Linked DNA regions of Homo sapiens: region 2 is linked to region 1. A link is an interaction called in ENCODE POLR2A ChIA-PET data of the cell type or tissue named here. Cell type or tissue: OCI-LY7. All regions are shown on one strand.

Evidence for each region. ChIA-PET counts read pairs that join two places held together with the same protein. Peaks named below come from ENCODE experiments on the same cell type or tissue, not always from the same donor. Only the 100,000 strongest peaks of a DNase experiment are listed, where the experiment ranks them.
Region 2: POLR2A ChIA-PET joins it to region 1 with 6 read pairs; 2 of 35 experiments call an interaction of 5 or more read pairs at or near these places.

Annotation. Positions count from the first base shown.
Region 1 is chr14:42,275,723-42,280,722 of GRCh38, forward strand. No RefSeq gene overlaps it. Among named protein-coding and RNA genes, the nearest start is that of LRFN5, 670 kb to the left of the region's middle. In OCI-LY7, CTCF peaks have their summits at 2,250 and 2,453; a DNase peak (open chromatin) is centred at 2,319; H3K4me3 peaks cover 690 bases; H3K27ac peaks cover 663 bases.
Region 2 is chr14:42,378,871-42,383,870 of GRCh38, forward strand. No RefSeq gene overlaps it. Among named protein-coding and RNA genes, the nearest start is that of LRFN5, 770 kb to the left of the region's middle. RefSeq lists enhancers at 1-329, 330-873. In OCI-LY7, no CTCF peak of the experiment used is centred here; no DNase peak of the experiment used is centred here.

The sequences.
Region 1 (5,000 bases):
AAGCAATTGTGAATGGGAGTTCACTCATGATTTGGCTCTCTGTTTGTCTGTTATTGGTGTATAAGAATGCTTGTGATTTTTGCACATTGATTTTGTATCCTGAGACTTTGCTGAAGTTGCTTATCAACTTAAGGAGATTTTGGACTGAGACAATGGGGTTTTCTAGATATACAATCATGTCATCTGCAAACAGGGACAATTTGACTTCCAACTATCACAAGGACAAAAAACCAAACACTGCATGTTCTCACTCATAGGTGGGAATTGAACAATGAGAACACATGGACACAGGAAGGGGAACATCACACACTGGAGCCTGTTGTGGGGTGGGTGGAGGAGGGAGGGAGAGCATTAGGAGATATACCTAATGTTAAATGACGAGTTAATGGGTGCAGCACACCTACATGGCACATATATACATATGTAACAAACCTGCACGTTGTGCACATGTACCATAAAACTTAAAGTATAATAAAAAAAAAAGAAAAACTTTAGCTGAATTAAATTTAAAGGACTTTAATTGAGCAATAAACAATTTGCAAATTGGGCAGCTCCCAGAATCACAGCAGATTCAGAAAGACTCCAGCATAGTCATGTGGTGGAGAAGATTTATGGACAGCAAAAGGAAAGTGACATACAGAAAACACAAGTGAGGTACAGCAACAACTGGATTGGTTACAGCTTGGCATTTGCCACATTTGAACATAATTTGAAGAGTTGGCAGCATTTGATTGGCCAAAACTCAGAGAGTGGCACAGGTGTGAGCTATGGTTTACACATCCACTTGTTATAGTTCACAATGTACAGAAAAGTCTTTAAGCTGAACTCAAATATGTAAGGAGGTGGGTTTAGGCTAAACTAGATTTAACAGACAATTAATGTGAATTCACTGTCAGGTAAATAATATGTCTATTTCATTTGATTATATTTCTTGAGATTTATTTTGTTCCTATGTTTTGGAAATATGTCTCTCTTTCTTCATTTTTCTTCACTCTTTGTGTAGGTAACTGCACATGCAAAACAAACAGCCACCTCTCCCTATCTTTACATACTGGTCTCATAGAGAATATCATCATCAATTAGCCCATTCAGAGATTCTCCGAGCTGCTCAAACTTTCCTGTTAATCTAAAACACTGCTTATTAGTTCTTAGTGGCTACCAGAAGTTTATAGTATACTGGCTGTCATTATTGATATGAGACAAGCAAGATAAAAATAAGTCCCTTGGACAGTGATAGGATAGCGGAAATGTTGGATATGTGGTCCAACTCATTCCCTCCCTAGAGAGAAACGGAGAACTGAGTTTTATTTCTTCTGTCTCTGTGTTGAGTCAAAGGAGGAGCTATGATAACTACATACATCTATTTCAAACTCCCATCTTTATTCTCAGTGATCCCCAGGCATCTAGAGTATGCTGGGTGTCATCAGTGCTGCAAGATCAGGGACATAGAAGCCAGTCCTTTGACAAGACTCCAGAAAAGTTTGAACATTAAATGTGTAATTCAAGCCTTTTTCAATACAGGCTGAAGCTAGGATCTATGCGATTTCTCTCAATTGTACGATGCTGTTTCAAGGGTATGAATTATGGAAAGGAGGTGTCGTGAATTTTTCTACCAGCTTTGATACAACTTGTTTCATAACCTAACTAGTTTCTGGATTTTTCACGAAATGTATTTGTACTTTCATTTTTGTTAAATCAGTGTGTCCATGGGAGGGAAAAACAGTACAATCCTTCCTATTCTGACACTGATATCTCTCCCAGCAAACTACAACTTTTGAGCAGACACGTAACAACGATCAAAAGTCCTAATATCTTGTGTAAATTTGGAGGCAGTTTTTAAATGTATGTAATTTCCCAAAAATAACGCTTTAATGAGAACAAAATCACATTCTTATATTTTTGCTTAGAGATGAGCAAGGAAAGATGTTAGTAGAACCGTAATATAAAGAATGCAGAGTGCTAAAATATTATGTATAGGTTGGGAGGATAAAATGCACACATATTAAGCTGCTTGATTTTGGGAGTTCAGAGATCTTTCTCTGTATTCTCTAGGCTTTCATCAGCTAAACAGAATTATCTAAATGTGTACTGATTATTAATAAGATTATTATTGGCCAAAGGGGAAGAAAAAAAGTATTAAAATATTTTGTATACCTTTCTTCAGTTAGGAGTTCTAGATTGTCAGCTCCATAAAGACACAGTTTTTCTTTGTATCCAGTGTTCTCAAAGCTGCAACTAACCTTACACATGATGGCACTCAATAGTTGTTTTAATAAATGAACGAATAAACACAATTACTATAAAATTAATTGGGTGTCCTCTCTGTGCATATAATTGAAGTAACCGAGAGAGAAACATGATGACATTTCAGCCATTGCATATGAGTTCCACTTCCACTTTCAATTTTAGCTAAATATATATTAGCCTCAAAACACATTTTTTAATAATGGTTTAGAGTAAAGCATAACATTAGATATCAAGTGATATATCAAGCTATGGTTTTAAGGATGTATTCTTAGGTCTTTTGAGTAAAAATTAAAGAAATCAAATATGCTGAATGGCAAAATAAAATTATTTTACCATTTCTACTAAAAACGGATTCTGCATATATCCTATTCAAGAAATGCTAAATTAGATTTGAAACCGAAGTTAAATGGGAAAAGCAGTTTCTCATTAAATTAAATGTAAATTGAACACTATAATAATATAATACTTCGTGGTGTTGGTACAGAGATTTCTGTAAGAAAATCCTATTATGCACATAATGCTTAAGAATGCAATACATGAAAGTCCTGCCTTTTAAGCAACAGCATGTAGAACTAAAACCTATAAAGACACCCATCAGTATTCATCATAAGATAAATAATCTATATTGTTCTGAAGGAAAAATTTAAATTATTAAATGATGTACCTTTTTTCTTGCCACATATTTGAGAAAAGGAATACAAAAAATTTCCACTGCTATACAACACTCTCTTTATATATTTTCACTTTCTTTAAAAAATGAAGATAATAACATGCAAACATTTCTAAACTATTGATGTCATAAAGGAAATCTGAATATAAACTTTATTATACTCACTTTTTGGCATGGTAGTATATTCTGATTTAAAAAGATATATTAGTACAGATACATTTTAAAATTAGTGGCAACACTTACCATCTGGTAAGAATGGAAATCACATTTTTTTTTTTTTTTGAGACAGAGTCCTATTGCCCAGGCTGGAGTGCAGTGGCGCAATCTTGCCTCACTGCAACCTCTGCCTCCCAGGTTCAAATGATTCTCTTGCCTCAGCCTCCTGAGTTACTGGGATTACAGGTGCCTGCCACCACACCCAGCTAATTTTTGAATTTTAAGTAGAGATGGGGTTTCACCACGTTGGCCAGGCTGGTCTCAAACTCCTGACCTCGTGATCCACCTGCCTTGCCCTCCCAAAGTGCTGGGATTACAGGCGTGAGCCACCGTCCCCAGCCTGGAGCTCACTTTTTTATTGTATACTTAGGTTATGTGAAAGTGACAAGCCAACTCTTGGAAACAGGAGCTGAAGAAAGCTGAACAAACTTTATAAATACTCTTTTCTTTTTTGGAGACAGAGTCTCGCTCTGTGGCCCAGGCTAGAGTGCAGTGGCGTGATCTCGGCTTACTGCAAGCTCCGCCTCCCGGGTTCACGCCATTCTCCTGCCTCAGCCTCCCGAGTAGCTGGGACTACAGGCGCCCACCACCACGCCTGGCTAATTTTTTTTGTATTTTTAGTAGAGACAGGGTTTCACTGTGTTAGCCAGGACGGTCTCAATCTCCTGACCTCGTGATCTGCCTGCCTCGGCCTCCCAAGTGCTGGGATTACAGGCGTGAGCCACCGTGCCCGGCCTATAAATACTCTTAAACATTTAAATATGTTGTAACCAAATTTCCTAAAGCACTAACTTTAATATAAGCAATATATTCACAAACCATTAAATTAGATATGATAATAAATGATTACTTTGTATGTTTCTAGTAAAAGGTACAATTTTTCTTTTTTTATTATACTTTAAGTTCTAGGGTACATGTGCACAACCTGCAGGTATCTTACATAGATATACATGTGCCATGTTGGTTTGCTGCACCCATCAACTTGTCATTTACATTAGGTATTTTTCCTAACACTATCCCTCCCTCAGCCCCCCACCCCCCATCACGCCCTGGTATGTGATGCTCCCCTCCCTGTGTCCATGTGTTCCCATTGTTCAACTCCCACTTATGAGTGAAAACATGCAGTGTTTGGTTTTCTGTCCTTGTGACATTTTCCTGAGAATGATGGTTTCCAGCTCCATCCATGTCCCTGCAAAGGACATGAACTCATCCTTTTTTATGGCTGCATAGTAGTCCATGCTGTATATGTGCCACATTTTCTTTATCTGGTCTATTATTGGTGGGAATTGGGGTTGGTTCCAAGTCTTTGCTATTGTGAATAGTGCCGCAGTAAACATAACGTGTGCGTGTGTCTTTATAGTAGCATGATTTATAATCCTTTGAGTATATACCCAGTAATGGGATCGCTGGGTCAAATGGGATTTCTAGTTCTAGATCCTTGAGGAAGTGCCACACTGTCTTCCACAATGGTTGAACTAATTTACACTCTCACCAACAGTGTAAAAGCGTTCCTATTTCTCCACATCCTCTCCGGCATCTGTTGTTTCCTTTTTAATGATTGCCATTCTAACTGGCATGAGATGGTATCTGATTGTGGTTTTGATTTGCATTTCTCTGATGACCAGTGATGATGAGCATTTTTTCACATGTCTGTTGGCTGCATAAATGTCTTCTTTTGAGAAGTGTCTGTTCATATCCTTTGCCCAATTTTTGATGGGTTTTTTTGTTTTTCTCTTGTAAATTTGTTTAAGTCCTTTGTAGATTCTGGATATTAACCCTTTGTCAGATGGATAGACTGCAAAATTTTTCTCCCATTCTGTAGGTTGCCTGTTCACTCTGATGATAGTTTCTTTTGCTGTGCAGAAGC
Region 2 (5,000 bases), 100 kb after region 1:
TTAGCCCTAGGGGAATTGTGGGACCTGAACTCAGCAGGGTGGTTTGACCCATCCAGAGCACCCGTTGGTCTACTGGCTTCTCTCAGGACCCCAGCCTAGCCACGCCTTCTTACAGGGTAGCCTCAGATGCCCTGGGGGCATGCATGACAGCTTCTGTGCTGGTAGACTATGCTTGACTGGCAGAAAGCTCCAGCAGGGTAGCCCCCACTGCCACGCACCAGCCTACCCACTCCCTCCCCACACTGAAGCTTTCCCTGGGCCCATGGCAAAGCCCCACATTGCTTTACTGGTGCATGAATGCACAGGTGAGGTTTGCCTTCCTTGTCCTGCCAGCGCACATGTGTGTGTGTGCACTCTGACCTGCCACTACTGTGATGGGAATGCACTCACCCATTCTCCTCCAACCAGACCACTATTGCAGTCAGAGCCTTGGTGGGCACAGAGCCAGTCAGCCCTGCACCCACCAGTACCCCACCCTTGTGCCAACACTGCTGCAAGAGTGAAACTGGGCACAAAGGGCAGCCAACCCTCCCCTCTCCTGAGCGACCACGCCTACCTGTGGCAAAAAGAGAAAACACACAGAAGCGTGCTTCCCACTGTCCTACCCCTGTAGTAACACCACAACCAGTGTGACTGCATGAGCTGTTGCCAGCAGGTGACCTCTGCCCTGCTAAGCTATGCTGCCTCCACCACTGTAGAAAATGCCCTCATGGAGGCAGGCACTCTGGTACCTGCTAACACCCTGCTGCACCTGGCTAACATGCACCCCACTGCAAGTTTCTAATGATTTGCTTTAGTGAGTCATACAAAATAATTTCATCCTTTTTTCCATAGCCAATAATTATATATCATGTTTTAATATACTAAAACCTGGAAGTCACCTCTGGGTTGACCATTTAAGTTTGATAGAGAAAGCCATTCTTGTATATTTCCATGAGTACTCAGACTTATCACTCAGAAAAACATTTTGGAGATGTCAGTAAAACTGATACTTGTTGATTGGGCACCCATAATTCCTCCTTATACATTCCCAAAAAGTATATGTTTTAGCAGAAGTTAGAGACAGATCATTACACATTTGATTCTCTTTCATTTATGCAGTATACAAGGCAAGACATTTAAACATATACACATTTACTTTTGCAAATATTAATTTACTGAGGAACTGAGCAAATGGTAGAAAGTATTGTTACCTAGAGCAAAATGTCTTGAAGATCACCATGACCAATTCTTTCAAAGCACCACATTTAATTACAAATCATAAACAGTGATAAAATATGACCACTTTTACATAGATAATATATTATAATTTTAAAACTTTTTATTATATGCCACTCTAGAAACTTAGTTCCCTAAGCTCTCCTCTCCAAAAACATTCAGTGAATCTTTCAAGTCAAATCAACCATCTTTGCAGGGACATGGATGAAGCTGGAAACCATCATTCTCAGCAAACTAAGACAAGAACAGAAAACTAAACACCGCATGTTCTCACTCCTAAGTGGGAGCTGAACAATGAGAACGCATGGACACAGGGAGGGGAATATCACACACCGGGGCCTGTTGGTGGGTGGGGGTCTGGGGGAGGGATATAGCATTAGGAGAAATACCTAATGCAGGTGACAGGTTGATGGGTGCAGCAAACCACCATGGCACATGTATACCTATGTAACAAAACTGCACGTTTTGCACTAGTACCTTAGCACTTAAAATAAAATTTAAAAAAAATTAAAAAAGAAAGAAAATAAATAAAAAGTAAGACTGAGTGTTTTAGTTATCACCTTTGAAATTAGTTTGTTTTCAATACTAGTGATAAAAACTTGAGGGCAAATCTGATTGTGAAAATATTAGGAAAAGCACTAAAATATCTTTAGGCAACTTAACAACTGTTTGAAATGTTAATGACAACCCCTTCTGTTACCTTGGAATTCATTCTTACTTAATTCCACATCCAGATATATAAAGCAACCATCTGTGAGCACAGAAATATCGAACTAGAATGATGTAAACTGTGAAAATAGCATTATTCTCTATTCTTTGCTTTAATTTTTTTGTAGATGTTGGGGAAAAAGTGCAATCTTACCTATTTCTATAAAAATAGCATGTTAACATGTTAGTAGACTACACATTAACACTGATGATAGAATTCTTTCTATTTCTACACTATCTTTCTGTAAAAATCTCAAAAAACACTGATACCTTAGGGGTTGCTGATATTTTTGTGAGGTGACTATGTGATGCCTATTTATCTTAAACTTTGATATTGATTCATAATGTTTTATGTCTCTGAAGACCTTGAGTGATACTGACAAGTTTATGAATAAGGAAGTGAATAATGCAGCTTGCTTTTATTAGCTAATTGGGGAATTCTTAATCAACATTATTACTTGTATTAGTACAAACATTACTCACTTGAAATACATTCTAAATAAATTTGAAACATTATTAAATTTATCTTAACATTCCATTTCTTACTGATATTTTAGAGTTTTTGGCATTGACCAACACCTTCAATATCTTATTAAGAGGCAGAGGAGGTGATATCACAAGTTTCGAGTTGGACCAATGTGGTCTTGAATCTCATTCTAAAAATACTTGATTTAGATCCAATTGTCATTTTGTCCAAAGTAATTTTTGGATCTTGATATGGTTGGGATCTGTGTCTCCACTCAAATCTCAGGCTGAAATATAATCCCCAGTGTTGGAGGTGGGGCCTGGTGGGAGGTGGTTGGATCATAGGGACAGAGTTGTCATAAATGGTTTAGCATCATCCCTCCTTGGTACTGTATAGTGAATTCTCAAAAGAGCTAGTTGTTTAAAACTGTGTAGCACCTCTCCCCTGTCTTTCTTCCTCCTGCTCCGGCCATGTAAGACATGCCTGTTTCTCTTTCACCTTCCACCATGATTGTAAGTTTCCTGAGGACTCCCCAGAGACAGAAGCTGTTATACTTCTTGTACAGGCTGCAGAACCATCAGCCAATTAAACCTGTTTTCCTTATAAATTATCCAGTCTCAGGTATTTCTTTGTAGCAATGCAAGAACGGACTAATACAGACCTTTAGTTAAGGTTCTCCAGTTTTCTCTAACTCTGGTTATCACTCTGTCTCTGTATCTCACTCTGTCTCTCTTTCTTTTTCAATATATATTTATCTAATATTTGAATATATATCTATTTATCTATCTATAAATATATATTGAGGGATTGAGAGAGAGGAAGAGAGAGAGGGATATTCAAAAAGTTCAATAAAAATATATGTATATGAAAAATTATGCATGTTATTTTGTGCAACAAAATAAATTTGTTATTACTTTCTGAATAGGATCTAGTTTGAGGCACTAAGAAGAATAAGACACTAGTTTGAAAAGATCCCTTATGAGAGAAATGAAAATTACTAAAATTAAAGCAACAAATATTAAACTTATGGTGACGTTAAGGGGAAGAATGGTAATATCATTGCAGCTGTGTGAAAACTTGATGCAGACCATGCTCCAAGGAAATCAACAGTTTACAAATACATAACTTCTTTTAAGAAGAAATGAGATGATGTTGAATATGAAACCTGAAGCAGGTTTCATAATCTACATCTCAAATTCATCTACATGAATTTGCGAGAAAAAAATTAATCTTGTTTGTGCGCTAGTTGAAGAGGACTAATGATTAACAGCAGAAACAATAGCCAACATCATAGACATTTAAATCGGTTCAGCTTACACAGGCAAGACTGAAAAATTTAAGTTGAGCAAAGCTTCCACTCAATAGGTGCCAAAACCATTGTGCCCAGAGGAGCTGTAGACAAAAGCAGAGGTTTCAACGAAAATTTTAAAAGTGGGATCAACATCCTAAAGCATTTCTTGGAATAATTGTAACAGGAGATGTAACAGCTTTAACAGTGTGATCAGGAGATAAAGCCCAATCATTGTCAGCAATGGCTACCTAGAAGTGGAGATGGTCCGGTCAAAGCAAAAGTAGACCAGTCCAGAGTAAATGGTCATGGCAATCATTTTGATGGATGCTCAAGGCATTTTACTTGTCTTTCTTCAGGGCTAAAGAATATAACATCTGTTTATTATGATAATAATTTGAGAAAGTCAGTCAAAGTTTTAGCAGAAAACTGCCTGGAAAAGATTCACTAGAGTCTTCAACATGACCAGCCTGCTTCTCATTCCTCTCATCAAACAAGGGCAATTTTGCAGAGTTTTGATGGAAAATAATTAGGCATCCACTTTACATTCCTGATTTGGCTCTTTCTGAATTCATAGGCATCCACTTTACATTCCTGATTTGGCTCTTTCTGAATTCATTGTTTTCTAATCTTAAAAAAATATTTAAAGGGCATTCATTTTTCTTCAGTTAATGTAAAAAGACTGCATTGACATGATTAAATTCCCAGAACCCTCAGTTCTTTAAGGATGGACTAAATGGCTGGCATCATTACATACAAAAGTGTTTTGAATGTGATGGAGCTAATGTTGAGAGATGAAACACATTTTTAGTTTTATCTTTTAATTCTATTTTTCATAAAATTTTTGGAGTCATACATATATAAAATCTTGTCACATTTCCATAGCTTTGACTTGTTAGGCACAATGTGCCTAGATATGGATTTAGATAGTTTATTACTTTTACTTAAGGCACAGCAGGCAGCATCAGTTTTTTGCTTGCATTGATTCTCCTAGCTGCCAAGTTCCATTCAGGCAAGGCAGAGACAGACTTGGGCTCACCATGGGTTTTTGTCAAAGCCAAGGATCACCCAGTTTAGGAAACCCTGAACCTTATAAAAGGGCTTCTGGAAAACGTGCCTATCCTCTTTCTGGAGAGAAGCATTATCTTTACTACCCTAGATTTTAAGCAAAATTTGACAGAGAAAGGGAAAGATCTTTATGAATACTACCCCTAAATATATCTAGAAATTGAATTGTTATCTATCTGGAATTTAAGTGAATCTGAACAAATAATTATTAATTTATAGACATGAACAAACATAAGAGATTCATGGGGAATT